Linked DNA regions of Mus musculus: region 1 is linked to region 2. A link is a loop called in an ENCODE intact Hi-C map of the cell type or tissue named here. Cell type or tissue: heart. All regions are shown on one strand. Each heading gives the region's core, and the rest is flanking DNA. Links, peaks and the distances in the headings are about the cores only. Region 1 overlaps Fat2 (FAT atypical cadherin 2). Region 2 has its middle 15 kb from the start of Gm31842.

What was found. Peaks named below come from ENCODE experiments on the same cell type or tissue, not always from the same donor. Only the 100,000 strongest peaks of a DNase experiment are listed, where the experiment ranks them.
Region 1: it touches region 2 in a loop (5-fold over the local background); 8 of 42 quality-filtered maps call a loop at or near these places.

What each region holds. Positions count from the first base shown.
Region 1 is chr11:55,254,193-55,269,920 of GRCm38, reverse strand. It overlaps Fat2 (FAT atypical cadherin 2), which reads left to right. Exons shown (of 23, transcript NM_001029988.2): 14 at 453-667; 15 at 1,609-1,746; 16 at 2,201-2,344; 17 at 3,862-4,059; 18 at 7,049-7,859; 19 at 9,330-9,475; 20 at 12,976-13,417; 21 at 13,664-13,817. Among named protein-coding and RNA genes, the nearest start is that of Fat2, 50 kb to the left of the region's middle. In heart, for the core only: a CTCF peak has its summit at 7,853; DNase peaks (open chromatin) are centred at 4,090 and 7,690; H3K27me3 peaks cover 447 bases.
Region 2 is chr11:55,360,353-55,376,080 of GRCm38, reverse strand. No RefSeq gene overlaps it. Among named protein-coding and RNA genes, the nearest start is that of Gm31842, 15 kb to the left of the region's middle. In heart, for the core only: no CTCF peak of the experiment used is centred there; a DNase peak (open chromatin) is centred at 6,790; H3K27ac peaks cover 2,072 bases; H3K27me3 peaks cover 789 bases.

The DNA.
Region 1 (15,728 bases), core at 3,396-11,395, 110 kb after region 2:
CCTGAGAGTGCTGTGATTCCGCCATATGTTCACCTAGAACTTCATCCCAGGATATCAGAGAGCCATCCACTTATCCCCCTTGGTGGCTTCCTGGTCTCAGCACAGACCAAACCCCGGGAGGCTTGGCATGCCTCTCTTCTTCCCTGTACCAAACACTTGCTGAAATCCAGTGGTTCAGGTAGCATAGAGCTCACTGCTTATCCAAAACCACTCCCAGCCAAATTCTTAGCACTCCTGAATTTTCTGTTATGCTCATGAGGAAAGGCAGAACAATCCTCCTAACTATGGAGCCTGAGTCAAACACACAGGACTCATGGAAGGATCTCACTGTTCCACCTCATGCAGAGTCCTCCCACGTACCCCAATGCACAGGAGCTCTCCCCCAACCCCTCAGACAGACCTCTGCCTTACAGTTCCAGCTGCCTGACCTCCATCACCTCTTCTTGCCTCAGGAATCCTGTATGTCAACGGGAGCCTGGACTTTGAGACAAATCCCAAGTACTTCCTGTCCATTGAATGCAGTCGGAAGAGCTCTTCCTCCCTTAGCGATGTGACCACCATCGTGATTAATGTCACCGATGTTAATGAACACCACCCCCGATTCACCCATGACCTGTACACTGTGAGGGTCTTAGAGAACGCCATTGTAGGTGATGTCATCTTGACGGTAAGGACCCCAGCTTCACTTTTTGTGGGGTATGGGCTCTGGGGGTGGCTCTTGCCTCACTCCCCTTGTAGTTTCTCATTCATCACAAGAATAGCTTGCCTTATCAAGCTAGTGTTCTGTAGACTAGACCATGACTTGCAGTTTCTCAACAAAACTGTGCCACATGCTACTATCAGAGTGATTTGGCGAGGGCACAACACTGGCAATGTTCAATAGGAGAGCAAAAAGGAGGTTGACTCCAGACGATGGCCCAATGCCTATCTATGACAGAGTGACATGGAGTGCCAGTGGGTGGGAAACAGGGATGAAGGGTATGTCATGTTATACCTCTTTGCGTTTAAATGCACAGTTGCTCCTTCCTTCCATGAATCACGCTCATCTTTAGTTCTTCAGGATTCCTCCCCATTTCCCTTCTGGTCTCACCTCCTTCCTCCATATGCATCCTGTGCCCCAAATGCACATCAAGATGTTCCTTTCCGAACACGCCCACGGTTTCAGACTTCCTTGCTCAGACCATTTCCTCTGCCTGGAGTGTTCTTTCTGTACCAAAACCCTTCCTCATCCTTCAAGGCTCCCTGAATCCTCTCTTACCCTTCCTAGAGTATCACTCCACTCTCTTTCCATGAGTAGATTCCCATGATAGCACCCGCCATGACTAGAATGACTTATAATAACAGACACAACACTTTCTAAGGGTGCATCATTTCACATGTTCCTCATACCCTGACCTCCCAAGACCAACTCTGCTGTACCTTGTTACCATGAGAAAACAGATGAACAAGTGCATCTATAGCATACTGAGGTCACAAGAGGTTCTCTTGGGGTAGGGAGCGCAGACTCAGTGGCAGCCATTGGGATATGAACATAGCCATCACTCTCAGGGCTACTACTCATTTCTGGCCACTCTTGTGCCTGCATTCACGGTCTTCTTTCTCCTGCAGGTGTCTGCATCTGATGACGATGGACCTGTGAATAGTGTCATTACCTATAGCTTGGTAGGAGGGAACCAGCTTGGACACTTCACCATCGACCCTAAGAAAGGGAAGCTTCAGGTGGCCAAGGCGCTGGACTGGGAACAGGTGAGTCATGTCCAGGCTGAGCAGAAGTGTGGCTCTATGGCAGGTCCAGAGGGGAAAGAGCAAACACGCCCTATCCTTGTGTCCAGAGAGTCCCCCGGAAGATTCCTCTGTGAACTCTGAGATGAGAGACAGGCTGACAAGGGATCAATCCAGTGACAGCTACTATGCACTGGTACTGGCATCAGGCACTTAGCTAGTTGCCTTAGGTCCATCTCACCATGAGATGGGCACAGCCATCCTAGGGAAGTACAAGTTGATTTTACCCTCTCCCAGCTCAGTCTGCTTCCCAAGGCCTCATATCATAGTAAGGAGAAGCTGGGTTGCAATCCTCTCTTTCTGTCTGATTCTAGGCCTGAGTGCCAGCTCTAAGACTAGGCCATGGGAGTAGGCAATACACCATGGGGCAGACACCAAGGGCCTTATTTCTAATTCTTCAATGTGCATCTTGTCACAGACCCCCAGCTACTCCCTGAGGATCCGAGCCACAGACAGTGGGCAGCCCCCATTGCATGAGGACACAGAAGTGGCTGTTGAAGTGGTTGATGTCAATGACAACCCACCCAGGTTCTTCCAGCTCAACTACAGCACTGCTGTCCAGGTAAGGACACCCTGAGATCACCCTCTTGTGTTCCTCTCAATGGGAGGAGCTTCTCAGGAGTGGCCCACCCAACCAGCTGTCCCTAAAGGCAACACAGGGAACCAAAGGGGCAGTGGGAGAGCTGTGGATTATGGGATTGAAAAGAATCCTTGTTAGTTATTTATATGACCATCATTCTGTCCTATTTGGGATTCACCCCTGCCACTGAAGTAGGTAGGGTCCACCTCAGAGATTTCAGACATGAAGGTATATGGAGGAAGAAACACAACATGTTAACTCTCATACGTAGTCTAGTTTTAGATATGAATGTATATGTATTTACACACATGTATTATGAAAGCAGAAAGGAGACTATTTGAGGAGGAGAAGGACCAGAGAGATGGGGAAGGAAGGTGTAGTAAGAATTCTGAAATTTTGGTTTCTTTAAAAAAAAAAGAAATATAAGAATATGTTTTGATTTTAATCCCAGGTGTGTTGGTAGGGGCTGCTTTGCAGCAGCTGAGTATAATTTGGGTCATGCTCTAGCAGAGGCCTGGTTTTGCCATCTGCAGATAGTTTTTGAAACTGTGTGAAATTTGGAATACTGGGAACTTTTCAGAGGTTAGAGCCCCAATAGGTGAGTGGTTGCTGGTCATGGGGGGAGGAGGGGTTGTGGCTTGTTAGTAGTCATGCTCAAAGAAGAAACAAGAAGAAATTCGATCCAGTTCTATCTATCTACCTACCTATTTCCTCTATCCTTTCTCTCCCATCTAGTGATGGAGGATAAATGGTGGGAGAAAGAATAATCTACAAAGTAGCAAAGACCAGATACAAGCAAGAAGAAGCAAGAAGAAAGAAATTAGATCTCTCTCTCTCTCTCTCTCTCTCTCTCTCTCTCTCTCTCTCTCTCTCTCTCTCTTTCTCTCCTCCCCTCCCCTCCCGTCCCTCCTCCTCTCCCTCCTCCTCTTCCTCCTCCTCCTCCTTTCTCTCCTATCTAGTGATAGGTGGTAAAACCTGGGTAAGGGATAAAGGGTGGTAAGAAGAAGGACCCACAGGTAGTTAAGACAAGCTCCAGGAAGGACTAGAAGGGTAGTGAGGAGATATATAAAAATAAGGTCAAATGGTGTGTGTGTGTGTGTGTGTGTGTGTGTGTATGTGTGTGCATACACACACATACACACACACACATAAAATGTCATAATGAGACCCATTATTTTGTCTTCTAACTGAAAAAGTAATGCTTAAAACATGAAAGTGCCATGCATCTGCAGATTCTAAGTACTAGCAATGTCAGCTGTGGGGGTCAGCAATGACCTCTTCTAAAGGACAAGGGTTTGACCTTTGGTGAAAGACCCCTTCTAAGACCCAGTACTGCACTCAGGGACACTGAGGGAAGAGTACCAGGCCAGCTTTCAGCCTGGGCCCTGTCTGTGGGCAGAGGGATAAGCACTGGTCCCTAGAAGATGGGACTACAAAGGAGGGACTGACGGGGCTGGGGCTTACACCACTCTCTGGCTTACTGTTGTTCTTCATCACAGGAGAACTCCCCCATTGGCATCAAAGTCCTGCAGCTGATCCTGGATGACCCTGACTCCCCACAGAATGGGCCTCCCTACTTTTTCCGGATTACTGAGGGGAACACTGGGTCTGTATTCCGGGTGACTCCAGATGGCTGGCTGGTGACAGCTGGGAGCCTGAGCAGGAGGGCCCAGGAGTGGTATCAGCTTCACATTGAAGTGAGTGCTGTGTGGATCCAAGTTGGTGTGTGTGGTGACAGCTTGGGGGCAGGATGCCTGCTGGCAGACACAATGACAGTGCTGTTGGGAAGAAGTATGTGAAGTGTGTATGTGCCTGGCAGTGGATGGGTGGATATGTGTGTGTGTCTATGTGTGCATGTGTATGTGTGTCTGTATGTCTGTGTGTGTGTTTGTTTGTCTGACTGTCTGTATATGTGTGTGTGTGCATGGATCTGTATGTCTGTGTGTGCATGTGTGTGTGTATGTATGTCTGTGTGTGTTTGACTGTCTGTATATGTGTGTGTATGTATCTGTATGTCTGTATGTGCATGTGTGTGTGTGTATGTATGTCTCTCTGTGTGTGCATGTGTGTGTATCTGTATGTCTGTGTGTGCATGTGTGTGTATCTGTATGTCTGTGTGTGCATGTGTGTATGTGTGTATCTGTATGTCTGTGTGTGCATGTGTGTATGTGTGTATCTGTATATCTGTGTGTGCATGTGTGTGTGTCTGTATGTCTCTCTGTGTGTGCATGTATGTATATGTGTATCTGTATATCTGTGTGTGCATGTGTGTATGTGTGTATCTGTATGTCTGTGTGTGCATGTGTGTGTGTCTGTGTGTGTGCATGTGTGTATGTGTTTGTATGTCTGTGTGTGCATGTGGGTGCATATTTCTATGTCAGTGTATGCATGTGTGTGTCTGTCTGTCTGTATATGTATCTGTATGTCTGTGTGTCTGTGTGTGTATCTGTGTGTGCATGTGTATCTGTCTATGTCTGTATGTCTGTGCATGTGGGTGTGTATCTGTATGTCAGTGTGTGCATGTCTGTGTCTGTGTGTGTGTACATATGTGCTTAACTATTCATATGTGTGTACATGCATGTAGAGACCTGAAGACAACCTTAGCATAGGATGTGAAGGGGACGGCTCCTTTTCTTGTGGCCTTCCAGTCTGAGTATGGAGATAAACAATGAGTAGATAAAGTCACCTTATGACTCAAGATAGGTAAATAAAGTAACAAGAGACAAGGCAGGGGACAGTCATATTTGCTATCTGAGTGGAGACCTGTGGGGACCTGGAGAGCACTCTAGACAGGAAGATTAAGACAGACACGGATAAATGTCTGATAAGAGTGGATAAGAGTGTAGAGTGACCTGTGACTGGAAAATAGAAAGTACTGTAAGGAAGGAAATTGACGTATAAAGTTGGTCAATCATGGTGGAACAGGAGGATTGCACTCTGTGTAGTGCTCTCCATTTCAAATGGCTGGTGAAGCAGGTGGCACAGGTGGACAGCACAGGTGGGACAGGTGGCAAGTGGAAAAGGTGGGACAGGTGGAGCAGGTGGGACAGGTGGGGCAGGTGGACAGCATAGATGGGACAGGTGGGACAGGTGGGGCAGGTGGGGCAGGCTACAGTCAGACCTCTCACAGTTCTGGCGCCTGAAGCAGAGATCAGACTGAAACTGCATAAAACCAGCAGGCCAGTGCTGACTCTGCTTACAAGGGCACTGGGGTCCTTTAAGCCAGGAACAGTGGTACAAGTCTCATAATCCTACTACTAGGGAGGCTGAGGCAGGAGGATTATAACTGTGAGGTCAATCTGGGTTAGAAAGCAACTTCCAGGACAGAGTGGGCTACATGTCAAGACCTTGTTTTAAAACAAAGCAAAGGAAAATTACATCTGTAATTCCAAGACTCGGAAGGCTGAGGTAGGAGAGTTGTAAGTTTGAGGCTAGCCTGAGTTTTATATATATCTTGTCTCATAAATAAGTTTTTTTTTCTCCTTAAGACACTAAGTATCATCACGAACACTCCGCCACTGTGATCTTATTTCCCAAAAGGCTCCACTTACAAACACTGGGGATTGTATTTTAACATTTGAATTTTGTATAACTCCTGAGCACCGGTGATAATCGATCCACAGCAGCCAACACTCTAAGCTAGCCCTGGCAAGCCAGGTTGAACAATCACCCTAATTTTTTATATTTATGTACTCGCTTTAATCCCCTGGAGCTGGAGTTATAAGCAGTTGTGGGCCTGCAGCTGTGAGCATTGTGGGTGTTGAGAACAAAGCTTACCACAAGCACTCATAAGCGCTGGGTCATCCTCCAGCCCTGGTTCTCCTAGCTAAGGTCATTCCATCCTTGTTTAAAGCCTTCATGAGTTTCTCACCACTGTGAAGCAGCCTTGTGCTCCTCAGCCCACTGTGGAGGCCAGCCCAGCCTTCCCTGCCTTTGCTCCACTGCCTTCCTGTTTAATTGAGCACACCACTTCTTCCACACCCAGGACCCCTTACCTGTTCTTCCTTCTTCAGAGAGGCCTTCACCTCCAGCTGACCTAAGTCAGTCCCTCACTCATCTTCCTGTCTATTTTCTTTGCTTTGTCCAAGCTGATAGCCTCTTGCATGTTTGGTAACTCATCTTGCCTGTCCCTTGACCACAACAGAGGGCCCAGCCATAGAAAGCTCTCAACTGGTCCAAAGAATGACAATCACACTCCCATTCTGAACATGTAGGAAAGAGAGGCTCTTCCTCAGTGGGGTAGTAGCCAGGGAGGGGTATGAAGACTGCTCAGAGGTACCTGCCAACTTGCCAGAGTCTAGGGCAGAGAGTTGAGGTAGAGGGCTCAGAAGTCGAAAAGACTGGCCTGTGCTGAAGAGCTGGCTCAGTCAGCATATGCACGTACACACAAGTAAGTGCATACGTGTGCATGCACACACACAGAAGTTTATTTGGAGGGATTTAGGAAGAGGCTTGGAACTCAGGAGGCTTGGGGGAATTTGTTTTTCTGTTTCCGTGTTTTCTATAAAACCTTAGGAAAGTCTCCAGCACATCCCCATGTGTTGGAGTTTATCCTTTTCCAAACATGACAGCTTGCAACACCTGTATCAGCAGGTATGGAGAAGGGAGACTAGGCTGATAGGGACATCAGCCTCAGCTGGGCATAGAGATGCTTCTGAGCACCAATGCTGTTTGTCTTATCTTCAGGTGTCAGACAGTGGCCTCCCCCCCTTGTCATCTTCCACATTGGTCAGAGTACACATCACGGAGCAGAGTCGCTACCCGCCCTCCACACTCCCATTGGAAATCTTCATCACGAAGGGGGAGGAGGAATTTCAGGGTGGCATGGTAGGTAAAATCCATGCCACCGACCGAGACCCTCAGGACACACTGACCTACAGCCTGGATCGAGAGGGAAGCCTGGGCAAGTATTTCACAGTGGGTGCATCCGATGGCAAGATTATTGCCTCTCAAGGACTGCCTCGTGGCCGATACTTGTTTAATGTCACAGTCAGTGATGGGACCTTCACCACCACCACTGGGGTCCATGTCCATGTGTGGCACATGGGGCAGGAGGCTCCGCAGCAAGCTGTGTGGCTGGGCTTCCACCAGCTCACCCCCGAGGAGCTCGTGAGCGATCACTGGCGCAACCTGCAGCGATTCCTCAGCAATATCTTGGACATCAAACGAGCCAACATCCACTTGGCCAGCCTGCAGCCTGCAGAGGTCACAGCTGGGGTGGACGTGCTTCTGGCCTTTGAGGGGCATTCTGGAACTTCCTATGATCTCCAGGAGCTGGCATCTGCCATAGCTCACTCAGCCAAAGAGATGGAGCACTCGGTAGGAATTCAGATGAGGTCAGCTCTGCCCGTGGTACCATGCCAAGGGCCAAGCTGCCAGGATCAAACCTGCCAAGAGACAGTGTCCCTGGAGCCCAGAGTGGGGCCCTCTTACAGTACAGCCAGGCTCAGCATCCTGACACCACGACACCACCTGGGGAAAAACTGCTCCTGCAATGGTAAGAACAGGGGTTGGATTGCTGGCTCCTGGCTATCTGCCTCCATGTAAACTCCCACCAAGGTTCATGAGCATAGCTATAATCAAACTAAATGCCAGAGACCAACACACCACGGGGAGTTTGTTGTCACAAAGCCTAGTCATGGGGTACTCCTCAGGTTCTCTCTGCCTTCTGGAATTCTGAAAGTTAACAGTTGATTGCAATAGAAATAGTGCCTAAAAGCACAGACTGGGGCATCAGGCTCCGGGAATTTACTTCTTCACCCTGGAGGGAATTCTTTGACCTCTCTACACCCGTGGGCTTTGCTACTGTAAGGATTGAGATTGACATTTCAGGTACTCTTGGAAAAGAGCCTGACAGACATGTCAGCTCCTGATGCCCCTGCTGTTAGCTCCACAGCCTGCTGATATCAGCTCAAGAAGTAAACCCAACATAGGTTTAGACCTCAGCTCTGTCATCTCCTAATGGGTGGCTTCTGTAAAGTCCACAAAATTCCTGTTGCCCATCAATAAACTAGAATAACAAGAGCACCCCCCCACAATTGGTTTGGGGAGTAACTTACATATAGATATAATAGCACATAGCCCATGGGTGGCCACTGTAAGCCCAGGATCCTGGCTGTCACCCACATGGGAGCAGTCAGTGCTGTAAAGAGCCTGCAGTGTACCAGGCTCCATGTGGGTCATCAGTCCCTTCTGTGTAAAGACGGCCATCATACATCCTCCAATGGAGGCCAGGCATCATACACCAGTGTGTGTGGCTTTCAGAGCCTTGCACTACTGATGCCCCACCTGGAGCCTGGCATACTGCTCAAAGAGACTGTTCCGGGCAAGCTGCTAAAAGTTCTCATTGCAAAACCATGGGTAATTCCTTCCTTTGGCATTCCCGTGGTGGGTATGGAGGAAGGGAGCCTAAAGGCGGGCCTTACAACACTGAGCCTTCATATTCTGAGCCTTGACAGAGCTTCCTACTACACTAATATATTGAGTTTTGGAAAACACATTGAGGTGTTTGCCTCTTGGGATTCCTTATACCTAAGCTTCCTCCCTGCCCTCCTTTCCTTTATTGTCCTTTCTTGAGGTTTCTTGCCCAGGTATCAGGAACCTATGACACATGAATCAATTTTCTGGGTGTCCTATTTTTCAAAATATATGGGTAGTGTTAGATTTAAAAGCTTGGCTCACCACATCTGATTAGCTGATTTTTCTTCCGTCATGGTGGAAGCTCACTGTTCCTGAGTCTCAGGCTGGAAGTGATTCTGTGGAGCTTGTACCCAGCGGGAGGCATGCAGGGTGACAGCCTAGCTCCCTTAGTGGCTCTGGAAATGTGATCCACCCAATCCCAGCCTGGACTCTTCGTATATCAGATGTGGGAAGTGTCCGATCTGCCACCCAAAGGTTGAATGAGACAAAGTCGGCCTAAGGGATCTGTGACATCTCAAGAGTAGTGACACCTCGGGTTCATTTGCAGGTACCACCTGGAGGTTCAGTGGTCAGAGCTACATGCGGTATAGGCCCCTAGAGGCTCAGAACTGGCAGATCCATTTCTACCTGAAAACGCTCCAGCCATGGGCCCTTCTGATGTTCACCAATGAAACAGCCTCTATTTCCTTGAAGGTAAGGTGACTCCCACCTGAGTGGCTTCCATGGGCACCCCAGACTGGGGACATGAGGGATGCAGGGAGGATGTCTGAGCTGATTCCTGGCAAAGGATCCCCTCATGCTTTTCAAGGATGCTGAGTGTGACTGTCAATCAGAACACACAATCAGACACGGGCCTTTTACCTGGAGATACACAACCCAGGCCATTCAGGGGTGGGGCTGCTTGCTCTGTGGAATGAGAAATTCCTGGAGGAGAGAAGGATGTGAGCTCACACAACCCTGGCACTGTAAGAATAGTGTGTGTGTGTGTGTGTGTGTGTGTGTGTGTAAGATGCCCCCTCCAAGTATCTGAGCCCCCCCACTGGGGGCCCGAGGGTTCCTTTCACTCCTGCCCATGCAATGTTGCACCTACCATCCCTGGGCCCACCCCCCCCCCCACCTCACTGCTGCACGACCCCCTACATATCCCTGCAGAGGGAAAAGAAAGGATGACGACTGGACTGGGGGGTCGGGGGAGGTGAGGCCCTGAAGGGAAAAGGGAAGGCTGGCAGGAATGGAAAGAGGAGTCTCCTGGGGCATGGGAGGGGGCTGAGGCAACAAACTCATTTATGCTCAGTCTCTCAAGGATTCTTTTTATGTCCCATGGAACTCTCATCTGCTGCCTGGTCAAGTCACACCCACAGTCAGGAAGTAGAGATAGATGCTGGTGCTCAACTCCCTTCCCCCTTCTATCCAACCCAGGACCCCATGCCACATTCAGGATGGTCTTCCCCCCTCAGTTAAGCCTTTCTAGAATCTCCCTCATAGACACACCTGGATGTGTGTTTCCATGGTCATTAGTTGCCGATGGAGAAAACACATCACAGGGGGTAGCTGTCCAGGCACGTTGGTTGTGATGGCCAGCTGGATGAACAACAGGAGCCTATTGGCATTCTTTTTGTTTTTAACCTTTTATTGGCTCTCCCACGCTTGACTGTTGGCATTCTTAAACAATAGCCCAGCGTCTACATGGCTCCCGTGACGAAAGCAAGGTGGACAGACCTCACAGTGGGGCCAGAGTGTAATGGAATTGGGGGTTGGGGGTGAATCAGTGAAGGTCTCAGAGGTCCTTGCAAAAGGCTTTGCTTTCATCTGATCAAAACAGAGGATTTCAGAAGACCTGTAGCAAACACAATGGTCTGCCTTATTGTCACCACAGTTCTTGGCTTGAGAATAGAATTTAGAGGAACAGAGACAAGAATAGAGCGATCCAGACAGGAGGAGGAAGAGGCACCAATAACCCAGGGGAGTGAGGGTGGCTTGTGAACATCACTGTGAAGAAAGTGTCCAGCTTTGGAAAGGAATTAGAAGCCAACAGCCTGTCCCAGTGCACAGAAGATGGAGTAGAGAGAGCATGGGAGTGTAGTTTGGCCTGAGCCACTGGAATGGTGGAGCTGTTGCTAAAGACCTGGGTAGAAGAAGTTGGGGGGTATTGGGAGCTCAGGTTAGACATGTAGACTTCCACAAGGAGGTAGCATAACCAGTCTAGTGTTGTGAGAGAGGCCTGGGGTAGGGCTGGAGAGACATAGGGTCAACAGCACGTTACTGAAAGCCATAAGGCTTCGTGAGAACACCAGGGAGTATAGCTCAGGAAACAGGCTAAGACTCTTAGAGCACAGTCCAATGAAGAAAGAAGACAGAAGAAGAGAAGGGTATGAAGCACGAGCCTTCAAATGGGCTTAGGAAAAAAAAATAGACTTGGAGCATGGCATCCAGGAAGACAAGTGCACTTGGATTAGAAATAAGCTGGGGGTTAGGCTTAATAAGGGAGAGTTTGCCTAGTGTGCGCAAGGCTCTGGGATCATCCTAAGAAGAAGGGGAAAGGGAAGAGGAGGAGGGAGAGGAGAGGGAGAGGAGGAAGTACTGGGGGAATATGAGGAGGAAGAAAAAGGAGGCAAGAAAAGGGGAAGGAAAGGCAGAAGATGGAGGGGAATGAGAAAGACTGAAGAAAGGAGGAAAGGAGGATGAGAAAAGGGACGAGGGGGAGGGATAGTGGGCAGAAGGAGGAGGAGACAGTCATGATAGCTGAGTGACTGGCTGCTGAGAGCAGAGCAGAATGGGAAGATCTGTCATTTGATGCAGCAACACAGAGCACCCTGAACACTGACTGACATCAGTGGTTTTTATCACAGGACAGATAGGTCCATTTGGGGGACAAAGAAAGAAAATGATTCCAAGTTCAAGACAACTTTATCTTTTATTTTAAGATTGGGAGGCTGGTCTATGTTTGTGGAGTGGCTGAAATAATCCCTAAGGAATGGTCATAATGTGACACAGTAGAGAAGAGACCAGGGAACATGGTGTTGGAGGAGGTGAAGGGGACATGGGTCAAGAGAGGGACCAGCTTTAGCTGAGGAGGACGGTTGTGATGTCGGAGCACCTGTGAGCACCCTTGGCACCCTCAGCAGGAAGCAAGACCGTCAGCAGAGAGCTCCGTGTCTGAGGAGAGAAAAGTCATGTTGAGTCACAACTGGTTGATCTGATGTTAGGCAGCACTGGAGGCTCATCTGCCATTGGGGCCATTGGATGAAGGCTAGGGCAGTGGATGAGGACATGGAAGACATTTCCTCCAGCAATGTTCAAAGTTTTCTAAAGAAACTGCCTTGCCCATATTAAACAGGAAAATATTTGGCCCTGGGCATGCCTAGTTTCTGTTGTCTTGCTTTTTTGTTTTTCAACACAACATCAACCTGATGCTTGCCCGCACAGGCGACTGAACCCGCATCAGAGGCTTACGAGCCAAGCACACTCCCACTGAGCTACACGCCCCAGCCATGCTTTTTCTGTTTTGCAGCAGGGTCTCTCTGTGTATCCCAGATTGGCCTGGTATGCTCTAAAGCATACCTATCTGTTGAGAGTAAAGAAAAGTAGAATGCTCTAAGCCAGGGGTTTTCTAACATCTTAACTCCAGGGACTTATGATGTGTGCGCATGCAAATGTGCAGAGGGCAGAGGGCAGCTTTGGGTGTCGCTCCTCAGATGTCCTCTACCTTGGTGTTGTTTAGTTTCTTGCTAATCTGGAGCTGAACACTTAGGCTAGGTTAGCTGGTCTAAGCACAGTCACCAGTGATCCCATCAGTAAGGTATCTTTGGGCCTCAGGTTCCTCATCTGTCAAGTGGGATCTTGCCCTTTCCATGAAATATGGTGAGGACTGGATGGAATTTTGAGGACATTTGGAGTCTTCAGAGACAATCTCTGAAGCATTTGAAAATTCTTGGAAATGGGGATGTAGCCAGGTTAGTGGCATGCACCAAGAAGTAGATGCAATTACCAGCACCATGTGAATGAGATATGATGGTGAACAGCTGTAATTCTAGCGAATTAGGAGGTAGAGGCCGGAGGATCAGGAGTTCAAGGTTATCCTTGGCTGCATAGCAAAGGGTGTGGGGTAGAGGTGAGGGGAAGAACAACTGAAAGCCTGTCACAGGATTACAGAAATCCTTGTTTTGCTGATGGCTATCTGTGCTCTCTCTCAGCTGGCCAATGGCTTCCTCCATCTGGAATACCGATGCCCTGGTGGTTTCTATGGAAACCTTTCCTCCCATCGTCCTGTGAATGATGGACAGTGGCACTCCATGCTGTTGGAGGAGAGGGACACTTCTGTTCATCTGTTGGTCGACATCACAGACAACACTTCCCTTGTCATCCCAGAGGAATGTCAGGGTCTGAGGACTGAGAGACACCTACTGCTGGGTGGCCTTGTCCCCTCAAATCCTTCCTCAAATGTCTCCCTGGGGTTTGAAGGTTGCCTGGATGCTGTTGTGGTTAACAGTGAGAGGTTAGAGCTGCTTGGCCATAGAAAGAAGATGGCGGGCTACCTAGAGACATGGGCCCTCAGCCAGTGCTGCTGGCCTGGAACCACCTGCAGCCAGAACCCGTGCCTCAATGGTGGGAGCTGTTCACCTGCCCTTGGATCAGGTATGGACTGGGAAGATGACCCCAACCAAGGGTTAATCCCAAAGGCCCCTGACAGTGACCTATCCCTGTGTCTCACTATAGAGTTGATAGGGTAGGTAGGGTCTCTCACCACAGCCCAGGGTGATCTTGGGCAAGCCACTACTATCCAGCAGATAGATGATTCTTGAACTACAGCACAAAGACACAGGTTTTACTGGGGCCCCCAACTACTAGCCGATTGCTTACCCACCTTCCTCTCTCTCCCAGGATACCTGTGCAGGTGCCCCCCTCTGTTCTCTGGCAGGAACTGTGAACTTGGAAGGGAGAATTGTACTTCTGCGCCCTGCCAAGAAGGTGGCACATGTGTCTCCTCCCCTGAAGGCACTTCCTGTAGCTGCCCTCACCCTTACACAGGTGACAGGTAAGCCCAAAAACCACATGCCCTGGCTCCTTACACTGGAACATTAGGGAGTGTTCTTTGCCCTCTTGCCTCTAGGGAAGCCAATGTGAGTCCAGAAGCCCAGTCTCTGGGCCTTTTCCTCTTCTGACTTTCTTACATCAGGATACTGTGGGAGGGAAGGCTTGTGGGAAAATGGTTTCCTAAGCCCAATTCCCATTCATTGGAACTAGACCATAAGAAGGGACCAGGAAGCCACACAGCTCAACAGCTCTTTAGGGCAGGTCAACTCTGGCTGACATCTGCAGAGAATAACTATACTTCCTTTGTACTATGTCTTCCCAGAGACACTTGGGGAAACTGATTCCCCTGGGCCCAGGAGCTCAGACTTCTCTGCAAAACTCTGCACCCTGCCTGTGGCTAGGCTAGGCCATGAGGGTTGTTAGGGAAGGAGACACAGTTTAGAAACCTAAAAACAAAGCACTTGGGTAGGTATGTAGTGTTGGAGCCCGCAAGCTTAGGAACATTTAAGTAGTCATAGAAGGGAATTATGAATCAATGAACTCAGGATGACCTAGAATGGGCCGTGATTTTATTTTAACAAGCTCCCAGGAGATTCCCATGTAGTCATCCTGGATATAACAACCATTGACCACCAGTCATGGTGGCTCATGACTGCAGTCCCAGCACTTAGGAGGTAAAGCAAGAGAGTCAGAAGGTCAAGGTCCAGGCTGGAGGGATAGCTTAGTGGTTAAGGGTACTTGCTGCTCAATCATAAGTGTGAGAGTTAAGATTCCAGCACCCACATAACGGGCCATGTGCTCCATGAATGTCTGTGACCTCAACTTCAAGGGGATTGTATGACATGCTGGCTTCCAGCCCAGCCAAGAAAACGAAAGCACCAGGTTCAGGGAGAGACCCTGTCTCAAAGGAATAAGTAGAGAGTGATAAGTGAAGACATCCACTACTAGCTTCTAGCTTCCCCATGAGTGCACAGGCATGGGCACATACATGGGCTCATATGCTCAAAGACACACACAAACACACACACACACTCACTCACACTCACACACTTAACACTGTACTGGGGGCCAGCATGGCCTAGTGATTTCTGGAATGTGTCCCCTTCCTTAACAACCCCCATACAAATTATCTATGCATACAGAGTAGTTCAAGGTCAATCTGGACTAAGACATACCATCTTTAAAAAGGAAAGGGGAGGGGAGGGGAGGGGAGGGGAGGGGAGGGGAGGGGAGGGGAGGGGAGGGGAGGGGAGGGGAGGGGAGGGGAGGGAAGGGAAGGGAAGGGAAGGGAAGGGAAGGGAAGGGAAGGGAAGGGAAGTCAATAGCATAGTCTTCCCACTGTTTTGGAGATGGGAAACTGAGGCCAAGAGAGGGAAAGTTTATCCAGTATTTCAATGACTCGAGTCCTCGGCAGCCATCATTACTATCCTGCTCCCTGCCTGCTCTGATGTAAAATGGTATGCATCAGGGTCATTGGAGAGTACGTGGGAGCAGGTCAGGAAAGTGGTGTTTGTGTTTTAAAAGGAACCTGGGGAACGGAACACAGCATTTACATTGCAGAACAAAGCCCTTGTGGTGAAATTCTAAGCACTGAGAGATAGTTGGGGCTCAGCTGGGGTGGGAGAACCTTTCTCATACACACATGTATACTTGTATGCATATTTGCATATGTGGAGGCACATGCACCCAATAATATGAGGTATCCCGAGGAGGATGTCTAGTGTTCTGCTCTATTGCCTTCTGTCTTATTCTTGTGAGATAGCGTCTCCCAGTACTGAGCCTCAGACTGCACACACACACACACACACACACACACACACACAAGAGTGGGAGTGGTAAAGTCACAGGTTTGGGGGTGAGACCTCTATCCCATGGGGCTGGAAAAATAGCTCAGTGCTTAAGAGCACTTGTT
Region 2 (15,728 bases), core at 3,432-11,431:
GTGGTCCTTGTGAGGCAGACACTGGGTTAGCATGAAACAGGCTTTACATTTTATAGTCTGTCTTCCCTCCCTCCCTCCCTCCCTCCCTCCCTCCCTCCCTCCCTCCCTCCCTCCTTTCCTTTCTCCTTCCTTCCTTCCCTCCTTCCTTCTTTCCTGTTGAGTGTTTCTCTGTATCTTAGGCTGTCCCGGAACTTGCTCTGTAGACCAGGCTGGCCTCGAACTCACAGAGATCATGCCTGCCTCTGCTTCCCACGTGCTGGGAGCAAAGGCGTGCGCCACCATGCTTGGCCTACTTTTTGAAGTTATTACAAAAGCCTGTGAGGCTCTTTCCTTTTGCCCTGTTCAGGTGCACAACCTTACTGCTGACCTCAGGTTGGACACAGTCGGAAGAGAGTCATGGTGGGTTGGAGGTTGTGAGAGCAGGAAGCCCTGTGGCTTTGAGGGGTGTTTGTGAGCGTCCTCTAATCTCAGACATTTCCCCAGAGCCATCTCTGCTGTCCAGCTTACCTCCCTGTAGCTAGCTGAGCCTTGGAATGGGCCTCAGAGATGATCCACACCAATCTTCGTGGGGTAATCTTTTGGGGAAACTGAGGACACAGCTTAGGGTTGGGCATCCTTGGGCTTGTCATCTCATGGTATACCTCAGGGTGGTGACTTCCTGGAGGGATGTGAGGTAAGGTTGGTGAGAAAGGCAGGGACTAGCCTGAGCCTCTTGGTCTCTGGAAGAGCCTGGACTTGAACTCTGAGCTATCGAGTGCACTTTGGGGGCTGTAGAAGAGAGTCTTGCCGGATGGGACACAGACCTGGGAAGCCTTCCCTGCCAGGGCACTCAGCCTCTGCCATCTGAGTGACCAGTCCCAACGCAGCTTTGGGAAAGCCCAGCAGCAAGTGGGGAGGCCTGCAACTGGGAGGAACAATGGCCCACGCCCATAATCCTAGCATTTGGGAGGCTCAGAAGGGGGATGGTCACAAGGTCAAGATAAGTCTGAGCTACAAAGTAAGCCCCTGTCTCAAAACAAAAAGTAAAACCAAAGAACGAACCTCTCCAAACAGACAGACAAGACCCAGATAAATGAGAAGACAAGGGGAAGTCCATGGGGCTCTGTTTTCCATCCCTAGTTTTTAGAAGATTCTCTTGGGAGGGGGGATCAAAACTCCAGATTTCAACATCTGTACTTTCTTTCCAGGAATCTTCTTGGCCAGCCATGCTTTGGTGGTGTAACCTTGGACAAGCAGCAGCTTCTCTGGGTCTCCAGTCCTTATTCACAAAGGGGGGAAATAAATTTTTTCTAAGTTTAGTTTCGTGACACCTATGTCGTGACATGCCCCCTAATCCCAGCATATGGGAAGCAGAGACAGGAAGATTAAAGTTCTAGGCTAGCCTGGGCTACATAGTGAGGTTGTACTTAAAAAAAAAATGGTTCCTATACCAGGTGGTGGTAGTACACACCTTTAATCATGGGTGGCAGAGGCAGTGAATCTCTCTGAGTTCAAGGCCAGCCTGGTCTACAGAAAGAGTTCTAGGACAGCCAGGGCTACAAAGAGAAACCCTGTCTCAAAAACAAAACAACAACAAACAAAGTAAGCAAACAATGAAAAAAATGGTCTCCGAGGATCCTCATCTGTGTGATCTGTTGTCAATCTTGGGGCTTACTTTAGTCTCTACCATTACTTAGCTCCAAATAAATTATCTTGCCTCCTTTGAAAAAAGAAGAGAAAAGAAAAGAAAAGAAAAGAAAAGAGAAGGGAAGGGAAGGGAAGGGAAGGGAAGGGAAGGGAAGGGAAGGGAAGGGAAGGGAAAAGAGAAGAGAAGGGAAGGGAAGGGAAGGGAAGGGAAGGGAAGGGAAGGGAAGGGAAGGGAAGGGAAGGGAAGGGAAAAGGAAAGGAAAGGAAAGGAAAAAGTCAGCGGTTAAGGATAAGTACTAAGCTTGCAGAGAACCCAAACTTAGTTCCCAGCACCCACATCAGGACGCTCACAATCACCTGTAACTCTAGATCCGGGGAGTCTACTGCCCCCTTCTGGCCTCCATGGGTACTGCACTTATTGCACACGTCCCACTGCCACCCCCACTTGGGAAAAAAGCTCAGCTCTTTCACTAAAAGGAGTTGAGAGGATTAAATGAACCGTGTATATAAACATGTTTACAAAGTAATACAGTGGGGTTAGGCATGATGGTTCATGTCGGTAATTGTGTGATTTCAGCCTGGTCTACATGAGACCCTACCCCCACCTCCAGTATAAAACAGTGGTTTGATACTTGGGCCCTGGAATCACACAAACTCAGTTCTGCTGTTACCTAGCCGTATGACTCAGAGAAAGCCACTTAACCTTTCTGTGGCTTAGTTTTTCAGTCAACGAAATGGATTTAATACAAGTTACAACCTCAACGGAATGTGGAGGAAATTAAAGGCTCTGATGGGCTGGGACCTCAGTCCAACGCCGGCTCTCCTGCTTCCTGCCTGAGACATGCTCTCCACTGTGCGCATGCGCGCGCAGCAAGCGTGTTTCTGTAGTCTGCCTTTATTAAAGAAACATTTATTTATCGGTTTATTTGTTTGCTTATCTATAGGGAAGTTTGTGGGTCACAGCTCACGTGTTGTGGTCAGAAGACATTCTGCAGGAGTCATTTTTCTCTTTCCACCTTGTGAGTCCTCGGGAGAGATCTCAGGTCAGAGTTAGCAGGAAGCACCTTTACCCTGAGCCCTGTCCCCTCTTTTTTCCTTCCTCCCCCCCCCTTTCTCTTCCTTCCTTTCTCTCTCCCCGCTTCCTTTCCTCCTTTCTTCTCTCCTTTTTTCTTCTCTTCTCTTTTTGAGACAGCACACTCTTAGCTCAGGCTGGCCTTATGTAGCTGAGGCTGATCTTAAACTCCTGATCCTCCTGCCTCTACCTCACATGAGCTGGTTTGCAGGCATGCACTAGGACACTGTCTTAGACACCACTCTTTCTTTTTCTTTTTCTTTTTCTTTTTCTTTTTCTTTTTCTTTTTCTTTTTCTTTTTCTTTTTCTTTTTCTTTTCTTTTTTTCTTTTTTCTTTTTCTTTTTTTTTTTTTTTGTCCTTTGAGACAGGGTTTCTCTGTGTATCCGTAGCTGTCCTTGAACTCAGTAGCCCGGGCTGGCCTTGAACTCACAGAGATTCGCCAGCTTGGACCCCAATTATTTTGTAAGCCCCGAGCTGTGCTCCTCTGTTAACCCGCTCTTTACCAGTGCCGAGTTCGGCAGCTCCCACCATCTCCAATCATTGTGGCAGTAAATGTGCCTCCTTTCTGGACTCCTTCCTGTCCCTGCTAGCCTGTGGCCACTTCGTGGATCACACATGGAAGGGTCCTGGGGACAGTAGACACAGCTATACATGTCCTAAAGCAACCTGGGCTTTGACTGAGCACCTGGGTTTCTCATAGCCAGGTGCTGCCCCACCATTGGCTTTAGCTACTGCTCTAAGCTACTGAGAGAAGAGCCTTGATGGTTCCTATCCCCAGGACTTGTCACAAAGATTGAGGTCTTCAGCCCTGCCTCAAACCAGCACTAGGCTGAGTGTTGAACCAGCTGCGATTCTTGCTCTATCTGTCCACCCTCTGCAGAGAAGGATCAATGGAGCAGGGATGATGGACAGAGAAGGCAGAGATTAGGGGGCTGTGCTGGAGCCTCAAAGATTCTTCAAGTCCCAAGTCTTGGAATGGCTGGGAATCTCTGAGCATGTGGAAGAGGGGATCTCTGCCAGAGCCCCAGTAGGGCTCACACAATGATGGATGCTTCCCTCGGCTTCATCCTGTGCCAGCTTGTTCCTGGTGAATGGGGTTGCACAAGAGGACAGAGAGCTGGGCAGCACCAAGTCCCATCCAGCCCTTGCCCTGAGGCCATCAAAGCTCTTCCATGCGCAGAACCCTTGTAATTTGCTCTCATTTATCCTGCTTTGTTCTGGGATGGGCAGCGTGGGGAACCCCCGGGCAGAGGCTGCAGGCCTGATCACGTCTCCCCATCCCCCTTTTTCCTGACCCAGGAGGGCAGTTCCTGAGGAGTGACTGCCTTTCCACACCACTCTCTCTGCAGGGGTCTGCTCGGTGGAATTGGTGTGTGAGTCTGTTAGTTCCAGAGGGGCACTTTCAGTGTATCTGGCTTGGGAACGGGATTGGGGGAAGCCCTAAATGCTGGGCGACTCTGGGTCAGGTGTTCACATATCTGTGCTAGCAGGTTCATTTCTGTTAAGTGAGGTCTGCTGCTGACATCCCCAGTCAGTGTCAGGAAGACCCCCCTCGTTTCCTTTGACACCAGTGGCTGGTCAGAGACACTCTGCACAATGGCCTTGGTCCCACATGCTACCTCAATCTCTGCTGCTTCCTCTCGGCCTCCATTTACCTTCTCCAGTTTTCAGCTTTCTCATAGGCCTTCCAAGATGAAGATGCACCATGGCGACCATTCCTGGGTCACTGTGGGCTCAGGTTCTTGGAGGATTTTATCATGTGACACTACAGAGTCACCAGGCTGCTAGAGCTCCCTGGCATTCAGATTCATTGTCATAATTTGAAAAGCTAAGCTGAACCAGGGCTCTGGGTAGACAAGCACCCCGACTCCACAGGTTGTGTTGATTTAACCGTTGCTATTCAGTTCACTACTGCCCACTCTCTTTCCCCTCCCCCCACATATCTTCCTTTTCTTCCCTTTTTATTTTTTTCTCTAACAATCTCTCTCTCTCTCTCTCTCTCTCTCTCTCTCTCTCTCTCTCTCTCTCTCTCTCACACACACACACACACACACACACACACAGAGGCGAGAAAGAGACAGATAGAGATAGATGGATAGATGGAGAGGCAGACAGATAACAGACAACAGAGAGGAGTGCACATGTAGTCAGAGGACAATTCTCAGGCACTCTTTTTTCCCCCACCATGTGGGTCCTGGAGACTGAACTCAGGCTAACAGGTTTGGCAGCAAGCACCTTAAATGTCTGGACCATCTTGTGCCCCCCCCACCCCCCATTACCTTCTGTTTTGGATTTTTAAGACAGGTTTTCTATGTGCCTTACTGATGGGTCACAGGAGAAGTTCTGTCACACACCATGGCCCCTGACTCAGCGCATCTGTAATTGTGATTGACACATGGGATTCAATCCTAAATCCTTCTCCGGGTTCTTTCTATGTCTCCATGAGAGTGAAGGTGTGGCTCTTTTGATCTGTGATTCTGAGAGTGCCTACAATGTCTGAGATGCCAATTTATATTAGATGGTCTATATAGTCTGTCTCTGCCTGTGTGTATGTGTGTATATGTGTGTGTGTGTGTGTGCGCGCGCGCGCGCGTGCACATGTGCATGTGGTGTATTTGTGTGTTCACCAGTGCTGTGGAGGCCAGAGACTGACATTGAGAATTTCCTTTTACAGAAGAAGCCCCTGATGGAGTCACTGCCTAGCAGACCCAAGGCCCTGGCTCTAGCTCCAGTGCTGGTACCAAAAGAATATGCTGGTTCATGCCTGTAGTCTTTGAGCATGGAGACAGAAGAATGAGAAATTTAAGGTTATCCTCAACCACATAGAGACCAGCCTGGGCTACATGTGAGCACTCTCAAGAAATATAAGTTCATAAGCATTCCTCCCAACTTTGTGACAGTCCATCTGGTGACTTCTATTTGCTGGGGGTAATGATGAGAAGCTGAATATGGAAGGTGACAGGTAGCCACAGCAGGAGGAATTCTGCAAGCATGCGTGAGTCCAGTGCCATACCATGGCAGATCTGGAGACAACGTCATAAAACGTTTCGCAGAATGTTCCAGAAGCATATAGGAGAATCGGTCTTCTGATGGCATTCCCGATTTCATCTTTCATATGAACTTGCCGATTGTTCTCTTTGGTTTGGAGCCCTTTGGGAAGGAATCCCAAATGCATGTGTTTTAGAAAGACTTCATCCTAAACTAATTTTTTAATCTTTTTAAAAAAATTTTATTTATTTTATGTGTATGAGTATACTGTAACTGTACAGATGGTTGTAAGCCATTATGTGGTTGCTGGAATTGAACTCAGGACCTTTGCTCACTCAGGCCCAAAGATTTATTTATTATTATATCTAAGTACACTGTAGCTGTCTTCAGACACACCAGAAGAGGGGGTCAGATCCCATTACAGATGGTTGTGAGCCACCATGTGGTTGCTGGGAATTGAACTCAGGACCTTGGGAAGAGCAGTCGGTGCTCTTAACCGCTGAGCCATCTCACCAGTCCCATCCTAAACTTTTAAGTTACAATGTGACATATACAAGACTCTGCCTTTCGACTGCTTGTATGTTTGGTTGAGACAGGTCTCATGTAGCTGACCTTAAGCTTACGATGTAGCCCAGGATGCTCTTGAACACCTGATACGCCTGCTTCCATATCCTGAGCACTGGGATGTGCCCCGCGGTGCTTGAGTGCTTTGCTTTGATTTGCTTTATTTTAAGGCAGAGTCTCATCGTATAACCCTGGCTGGCCTGAAACTTACCATGTAGACCAGGCTGGCCATAAATTCACATAGATATGCCTCCCTCTTCTGGGTTTAAATGCTTGCACTTTCATTTGTTTTTGAGACAGGGTCTCACTCTGTAGCCCAGGTGACCTGGAACTCACAAGCCCCCTGACTCAGCCTCTCATGCATTGGGATTATAGGTGTCCACCACATGCCTGCCTGCCTCTTTTTAATGTCCTGATAAAGTTGCCACTCGGAGTCAGTTAAATGACTAGAGCCCTCAGGGGCTGTATTTACTCAGTTTAAGGGCTCACCAAGAGCATTCCGTCTCCCGCTTGGCAGCTTGACTGCCCTTGGCTTGGCTTTGAACTATGTCACCCATCCAGAAACTTGCCTGAGAGTGGATCTTGTTCTGGAAACTGGCAGAGGCACAGTGTGAGAGGGAACAGGCCTCTCAACTGACGTGAAAGGAGACTGCAGGCTACAGATTTCTGTCCCTGAATCGGGGCATTCCTGCGTGATCCTGGCTGAACTGTGGGACATTCTAGAAGTTTAGATCCTCAGCTGACAAGTGGAAAAAGAAATCTCACCTCTTGCCCTTTCAGCACCTGCTCCAAGGATCAAATGAGGTAAAATACATAGAAAAACAGAGAGCACTTGTCTCTCCTGAAGCCTTTGGTGTCCTCTGCTCTCTGCTGTGGCCGTGTAACCCCCCTTCCCCCATGTCCTAAAGCATGGCTCTCCTCTTGGTCTACACTGCTCTAATCCCTCCTCCCTCTTCTCTCCTCCCTCCTCTCTCCTCCTTTTTCCCTCCCCCTCCTCCCTCCTCCCTCTTCCCTCCTTCCTCTTCCCTCCCCCTCTTCCCTCCTCCCTCTCTGTCTTCCCTCACTCCCTCTTCTCTCCTCCCTCCTCCCTCTTCCCTTCTCCCTCTTCCCCCCTCCCTCCTCCCTACCCCCTCTTCCCTCCTCCCTCCTCCCTACCCCCCTCTTCCCTCCTCCCTCCTCCCTGCCTCAGGGACTTTACTCCTGATGTCCTTTGCTTAGCAAGCGGTTTCCCAGGTGTTCACACTGGTACTTCAGCCTTCAGAGAATCTCTGCTCAACCGTCACCTTGTCTGAAATGCTTTCTCTGCTCTCCTGACCCTGGTTAGTGTCCCCGGCACAGCCTGATGCACTGAGGAGTTATGGACCTACCTGTTGATTCTTTAACTTCAGAATGTCAGTACCATAAGGAACTGCACTTTTTCCTGCTACAACCCTGGCATTTAGAACCTGGCATACATATACTTTAAAAAAAAAAAAACAACAGCAACAAGCCACTTTAAAAGACTGAGTAGAAGAGGGAGTAGAGAAAGAGAGAAAGAAAAAAAGAAAGAAAGAAAGAAAGCCAGCAGAGAGTGATCTAAGAGTATGGAACAGCAGATGACACTCCAGTGGGACCAACCACAGGAGGGAGCAAAGGCCAGAAGACCCCACGTTTGTTTTTGCCCCAACCCCACCTCCTGGCTTAGGTGTATTAGCACAGAGCCCCAGAGTAAAATACCAGAGGCCTTCGGATTGTTTACTCCTTGTTAACCACCCTCTTTGCTCATTTAATTGGTCCAAAGCCCATGGCACGGGTAACTAACTGTGCAACAATTTGGCCCCCGGTCAGAAGCAGGGACGGCTGGATTGTGCTGCTTTTAGGCTCTGGTTGCAGTTCCTACTGGACGGCAGAGCGTGAACAGGCTTTGGCTGCAGAAAACACCTTTCATGTCCTGGCGGCGTGCTCTGTGGGACTTGTTCAACTTCAGGATCCTCCCTCTGCAGGGAGCATGTGTGCCCAGTGCTACTTCCCAAATCTCCGCTCTGTGAGAACCCCACACAAATGGGCAAAGTAAATCTGGGTTCTAGTTCAAGGGAATAAAATCTTAAGCACACGCCTGACCGGCTCATCTCGGGCCCTTTCTGCTTCCATCTGCGTTCTGGTCTCTCTTGCCTACGGCCTGCTGCTTTCCTTAGGGAGAGGCTGCCTTCGACTCTCTTGGCACAGGTTGTTTCTCTGACTCTCCCAATGTGTCTGATTCTGTCATGCACAGACTGTGTTACTTCCAGAAGGTTCTAATCCCTCATTAGTTCTCTACTTTGCTAGCTATCAAATAAATGAGTAGATTCATCCAAACTCTACCCTCCTCTCCAAGAGGACATGTTACCTGAGTGTTGTGGACAATCACATAACAAGGCCGCAGAGGTACCTAGAGACCTCTCTGAGTCCAGAGTTCCAGGTATTATGCAGAGAGTGAGAAATGGGGCTTAAGGGTATGCTTGCCTAGTGTGCACAAGACTCTGGGTTCGATCCTCAGCACAGACACAAACCAGACATGACAGTTCACACCTGTAATTTCAGCAGGAAATAGAGGCAGGAGGCTAAGAGATTCAAGGTCATCACTGTTCCTTAGTGAGTTCAAAGCTAGCACCGGCTCTGAGATGGGCAGGACAAATGCACACTGTAAATTTCCACTATGGAGAAGTGCCACAAAGTGACCCTTAAGGCACTGTGATGGGGGAAGGGGGTTGTAGTGGGGAGGTCAGGTGGATGCTGACATCTGAGTGACAAGAACAAGCTGCTTAAGAGGGGGCGCAACTCAGGCTAAGGCCAGGTTTGGACAGAGGGCCAGGAATACGTGTGGGGGTGTGAGCCTCCGGTAAGAGGTGTTGGTGGAGAGCCTGTTGCAAGAGGCAGGGACAGATAATGGAGATGTTGGGGGCAGAGCTCTGGAGAGAGCATGCAGTTCTCATGCAGGGCCACAGGAATAAAGGGAGAGCTTTAGGCCACTGACCTTAGTTAAGTCCCTTTGCAGTCTCCCTGGAGAGCAGACAGCAGGGACGATGATCTCCCAGGGAGAGACAGCAGCTGTTTGCAGGCAGAGGGGCTGGAAGGGCAGTTTGGAGGGAAAGTCCAGAGGATCCAGGCTGGTGGACCCCAGGAGCTCATGTGAGAAGACAGGGCATGGAAGCCTATGGCACACGTGTGACGGACAGTGAAGTGGGTTTGGCTTCCTGACATGACCCCTGAAGAAGAAGGGTTCATTTGTCAGAGCTCAGTTTCGGCATCTCTGCAGCCCCTGAAACAGTTTAGGGCATTTTCTGTTTTCTCACGGAAGGGAACAAGTGACTTTCTCCTTCCCTATATTCTCTGAGCCAAGAACAATGTCAGAGTAGCCCTTATAAAATATCCAGAACGATCTGTGGAGCTCCTGTCTCCCTCAGGGACCTTGCAGGTCGGCCCAGGGCTGTGTCAAGAGGCATCTGTGAGTTCACATGCTCCAGAGGGACCGACCAGTTCTACGGGTAACCAACCCAGGATGGAGACAGCCTTCCCGTCTCACCCCTGCTGTCCTCAGATCACTGGGCCCTCTGATGACTGCACCCCTGCCCCTGTCCCTGTTGCGGGAGCCCAGGTCCCCCAACAACAGGGCTGGGTAGCTGCTTTTGCAAATCAAGTGTTTGAAATTCACTAACCGTGTTAAGCAGGGCATGGGCAAAGTGCCTGCTGCGAATGAGTTCAGATTCCCCCACAGCACATATATTAAAAAGCTGGGCATGGTGGCAAGCACCTGTAATCCTACAGCCAGGGAAGCAGAGACAGGAGACGCCCCTGGGGGTGCCATCTGGACAGCCTAACCAGACTGGTGAGCTAGATTTAGTAGGAGACCCCATCTCAAAAAATAGCATGCCAAGCAATAGAGGAGACCTGGTGTGGACCTCTGGCACACACACATACGCACACACACACACACACAAACACACACACACAGCACATGCACATATACATCAGTGTGCACACACACACACAAACACACACGTACACATTTGCACATGTACACACACACAGGTGTGCTTTGGGAAATGTCAGGAAAAGAGATATTTCTGAGAGTCGCAGAGACTTAACTCAGTAACCCTGGCTTCCTTTGCTTGGGAGCGCTCTTCCGTTTGGTTTGTGATTCAGATTGGTTCAAAAAGAGATATCCCTGCCTCCTTGAGGGTCCCCAATACTCCTCAGAGGAGAAGTGCCACAGCAGAAACTTCTCAGGGAAGGAACTTGACTCCTGCACTCTTTGGCCCAGCCTGGCCCCTGACACTAACTGCTCCCAGTTCCATGGCTAATAAGAAAGTCAGCCCTGGGGCACTGAGGCCTCATAGTAAAGTTTTAGTAGCCTCGGTGGGTTTGATCCCATACTTCTGAGAAAATGAGTCACCCCAGGTTCAAGTGAGGAATCTGTGGGCAAGCCTCAACAGCCTGCTTCTAATTTGGGGATGGAAAGGTGTTTACAACGCCCCCAGAGGCAATACAGACTAGAGGAAGGAGCGCTAGGCAAGGGGCCTTGTCTCCTGCCATCCCACAGGCCTGCTCTCCTGTGTGCCTGGAACCGTACTAGTCAAGGATTTTCCAACGGAGCTAAACATGTTCTCATCTTGGCAAATGCTGCAGTGGACAATCTTCCTTTCTGTTTCTGACATTTTGAGAAAGGGGCAAGGGGACCTCTGAAAGACAAATGGAGTCTGCAGCTGAGGCTGCTCCCTGGGGCTCCTGTGTGAGGAAGCCCACTGTGGGAGCCAGGGTAGTTCAGGAGGGTTATAATGGCTAGGGCAGTTCAGACATCTTCTGCCCAGGCCCCTGCTGCTTGGGATTAGTACAGAAGGGGTTAAAGTCACTGAGTGTGGAAGGACTAGTCACCAGATCCTCTCCTGGAGTCCTCTCCTCCCTTTGTTCTCTGGGATCTGCTCTGCTTACTGGAGTTAGGCAAGCCTGGCACTGGGCTGGGAGCCATGCCTCTCTGGCACATAGATTCAGTACTGTAGTAACTTGCCCTCGCACTGCCCCCAGCAGAAATCTGAAGCGAAGGCCATGGAGAAAGCCTGGACCCTGAGAGCATAGACTTGCAGGAGCTGGAGACCAGTCTGGAGAGCAGAGTCCAAGGCACTTATGTGGCAGAAGGGGGAAACTGAGGCTCGGAAATGGAAATGTTTCCCAGGTTCCCCCAGCAAGTCAGGCACAGACTTGAATGCAGGTTTCACAACTGAGGTTTCACCGAGACTTTCTTCTCCCCTGGGCTGAGCTGCAGGGTTTGAGGACAGCTCTTGGGTTGAAGTTGTCACAAACAGGTAATACTTGAGTAAGGGGGCATGGTGCCAGGTGCCAGCAAAGCAAGAAAAGGGGGCTGGCTGGGTGGAACTGCCATCCTGGGATTTATCCTGGGTTTCGTCTGCTAAGTACAGGCACTCTAGATGAGTAGTTCCTCGGAGCCTCAGATAGTGGTCGGCAGAGAGATCTGGCTGATAGATAGAGAGAGAGATCACTTCAGCTCAGGGCTCAGCCTTTGAAGCAGGCACGGCTTCAAGCCCCATTCCTCTCCTTAGTAGCTGTGTGGCCCTGGACAGGTTGCTCAAGCCTTCTGAATGTTTGCAATGTGAATAGCCTTTTCCCCATGGTGTGTTGCAGGCAGAGCATGTAGAAAGTGCTGGAGAACTCACAGTTGCTCTCGTTCTGCCTGGCCCTTCCTCAGCTGCCATCCTTCAGTCACCCCATAGCATCCCCCTCTTCCTTCTCAATGCTGTAGCTGTTTCTGGGGGCTTCTTCCTTGTGTGATACAAAGCTCTCAAAGGGGCTTCCTTTATAAAGCACCTTGGAAGCCATGACACATCACTAATCCTGCAATCTAGATCAGTCTGTGACTCCTGGACCATCTCCGGGTGGACCAGTTGTCTGTGCACTTGGGCACAGTGTAGAGGAAACGGAAAGCAGGATGTCAGAGTCTCAGGTGCCTGTGAGCAGCACGGTTATGGGGTCACCCTTCACTTCTTTGTAACAGATTATCCATTGCAGTGCAGGACCAGAATCCCCGCCTTTCCTATCTCAGAGATGTCTGCAGGCAACAAGGTCCTTAGGAATGCCAAGCTTGGTGCTGGGGAGACAGCTCGGCAGGCAGAGTGTTTGCTGTCCAAGTGTGAGGCCCTGAGTTCTGAACCTGCATGAGAAGGAAGCCTGGTGGCTTGCATCTGTAATCCCCACACCAAGGAGACGGACACGGGCAGTCCCTGGAGCTTGCTGATGGGTCAGAGAGAATCAGTGAGCTACAGGATCAGCAGGAGACCCTGTCTCAACTAACTAACTAACTAACTAACTAACTAACTAACTAACTAACTAACTAATTAACTAACTAACTAGCTAGCTAACTAATGACAGGAAGAAATAGAGCAAAGCACTCAGTATTGTCCTCTAGCCTCCACATGCACACACACAGTTACACACACACACACACACACACACACACACACACACACACACACACATACACACAAGAAAAGTCAAAGCCTTTTACATGGCTCTCCCTCCATTCCCTGTCCTTCTGTCTTAGCCAGGTTCCCTGAGGGTCCTGTCTATACTAGCCTTTAAGGGAAATCAGTGGCTTGGGGGACAGTTGACCCCATCTCTGTCCCAGAGTTAGGTATGAGATCTGGAGCCAACCAGAGCACTGAATTTCATGGAGTTGTTGGGATTGGCTGGAAGTGGCCTGGGTTCCTATCACAGCCAATCTGTGTCTGTCCTGGGACTTTTGTTCCTGGAGTGGGCAAAACTACCTGTTCTCATTTCTATAGACACAAGCTTGTGGGAAAGGGGCACACCGAGTTCCAGGGATTGTCAGGGGAACTAGTTTCAATATATGTAGAATGGGCAGTCTCCAGCCTGCAGTTCTGCCCGTCTGGCCCTACACTGAGACCAAAGTCAAACTGCTTCTGGATTTTTCAAGGAATATTCATTTCTTTCACTGTTTTGTTTTCTAGCTAATATTTAATCAATGTTTTCATTTATGTATAAGCTACTCTGATTTAGGATTATGCTACTTTTAATTAGGAAAAAAAGAAAGAGAGAGAGGCAGGCCATGGTGCACTCCTTTAATCCCAGTACTCATGAGACAGAGGCAGGTGGATTTCTGTGAGTTCAAGAACATCCAGGTCTACATAGCAAGTTCTAGGCCAGTCAGAGTTACACAGCAAGACCCTGATTATAAAACAAAACAACGGCCGAGCATAGTGGTACATGCCTTTGGTCCCAGCAGAGGCAGGTGGATCTCTGTGAGTTCAAGACCAGCCTGGTCTAACAAGTGAGTCCAAAACAGGCTTGTTACACAGAGAAACCTTGTCTTGAAAACAAACAAAGAAACCAAACATACAAAAGACCAAAAACAACTGACTTCAGATGAACAAACTTTAAGAAACTCAACTTTGTTTTGGTTTATAGCCTGAGAGGCTTCAGGCTTGTTAGCTGACTGTCTCTGAGCCTGTGGTGAGAACTGCACAGTGGGAAAGGTGGGGGCATAAAGCAGAGACAGAGGGAGAGGTGGGCACCATACCCTTTTCAAGAGCACATACCCAGTGACCCAACTTCCTCTACTACATCATTCCTCCAAAGCACATCACCTCCCAACCCCACCATATAGTTCAACTTGTGACCAGCCCTTTAGCACTCGCGCCTCTGCGGGATGTCCAGACCCAAACTGCAACTCTGCATCACAAAGTGGTTTTAGCTCCTGGCCCAACTAACAGAACTATAGATGGAGATTGGAGCCAGGAAAAGACAGGTGAGTCCCAAAAGGCATGTGATAATGAGCCATGCCAATCAAGATATCTTTATTTCGTCCTTATATTTCTTAGGCATCTTGTATCTTGTGAGGGCCATGTTACTTGGTTCTACCCTATGACACCTAGGGAGAATCAAGTGGGAACATACACACAGCCAGCATCATCCTGCATCCTGTCTCCTGCTTCCTGCCCGGAAAGTAAGAAGAAATGTCTGGAGCTCTAGTAGCCATATTGTGACCATGAGGCAGAAGCAGAAGGAATTACAGCGGCTAAGTCCAGACATTACAACAGAGTCACTGATGACTCCCGTAGCTGTCTGCCGAGTGTTTCTTGTAGTTGATAAAAGTAAATTCCTACTATTGAGGCCAGCCCCCTCACCTCCCTAGCATAGCCGTAGCCATTTTGTTCCATGCCTGCCAGCTATTTCATATTGTTGCTGCAACATGCCTGCCAGTTGTTGATGCAGAAAAATAACTTGACTCAGAGCAGGGTCATGCTGACCAATAACCCTGTTATGTTCTGTATGTTCTGAGGTTTGTTAATCTTAATAACTTCAATAACTGTAAGCTCCACTTAGGACCAATCAGAATAATGGTCAGTTAGAACCATTCTTTCTAGCTAGCCAAAATAGCTTGAATCAGAGCTGACCACAGGGTAGCACTTCCTGCACACGAGCTCATTGTGTTTTTTTCCTTTATAAGCCAGCTCTGAGAGATGTTCAGGGTCGTAACCTCAGCCCCCGAATTCTGAGCTACAGTCCTGATTGATCAGTCTTAGGGTGTGCTTTCAATAAACCATCCTTGTCAGACTGAGATCAGCATTTGTGTGGTTTGTGGGACTCCTGGACCCCAACACCTACTGGAGGAAATGGAGTTTTGTTTTTTAAAGATTTATTATTTATTCCCTGTATGTGAGTACACTGTAGCTGGTTATGAGCATTCATGTGGTTGTTGGGAATTGAATTTTTAGGACCTCTGCTCAGTCTAGTTGGCCCCGCTCACTCCAGTTAACTCTGTTCTCTCAGACCCTGCTTGCTCTAACCCAAAGATTTATTTATTACCATACATAAGTACACTGTATCTGACCTCAGATGCACCAGAAGAGGGCATCAGATCTCATCACCGAGGGGGTTGTGAGCCACCATGTGGTTGCTGGGACCTGAACTCAGGACCTTTGGAAGAACAGTCAGTGCTCTTAACCGCTGAGCCATCTCGCCAGCCCTGAAGGATCTGTAATTTACAGTTCGAAAAAAATGTGTCAGGTACGGTGGTGCACATCTTTAATCCCAGCACTCTCGGGGCAGAGGCAGGTGGATCTCTGGGTTCTAGGACAGCCTGGTCTACACAGTGAGTTCCAGGATAGCCAGGGTGACATAGAGAGACCCTGTCTCAAAGAAACCAACCAACCAACCAACAAACAAATATAAAGAAATAAATAAGTAGATAAATCCATCAATCAATCAATCAAATAAATAAATAAGTAGCCCCCAAACTTCCTCTGGGGGTCTGGAGAGTCCATTACTCTTACAGAGAGGAATTTATTTCACTTATGTGGAATGTGGTGATGTCATTGACCTAAGATTCAGGTGGGAACAATAGCAAAGAAGACATTAATTATGTTTACTGTAGCAAGCCTTGCTAGAGGAAGGCTCCTTACTATATGATAACACCAAAAGGAAGGG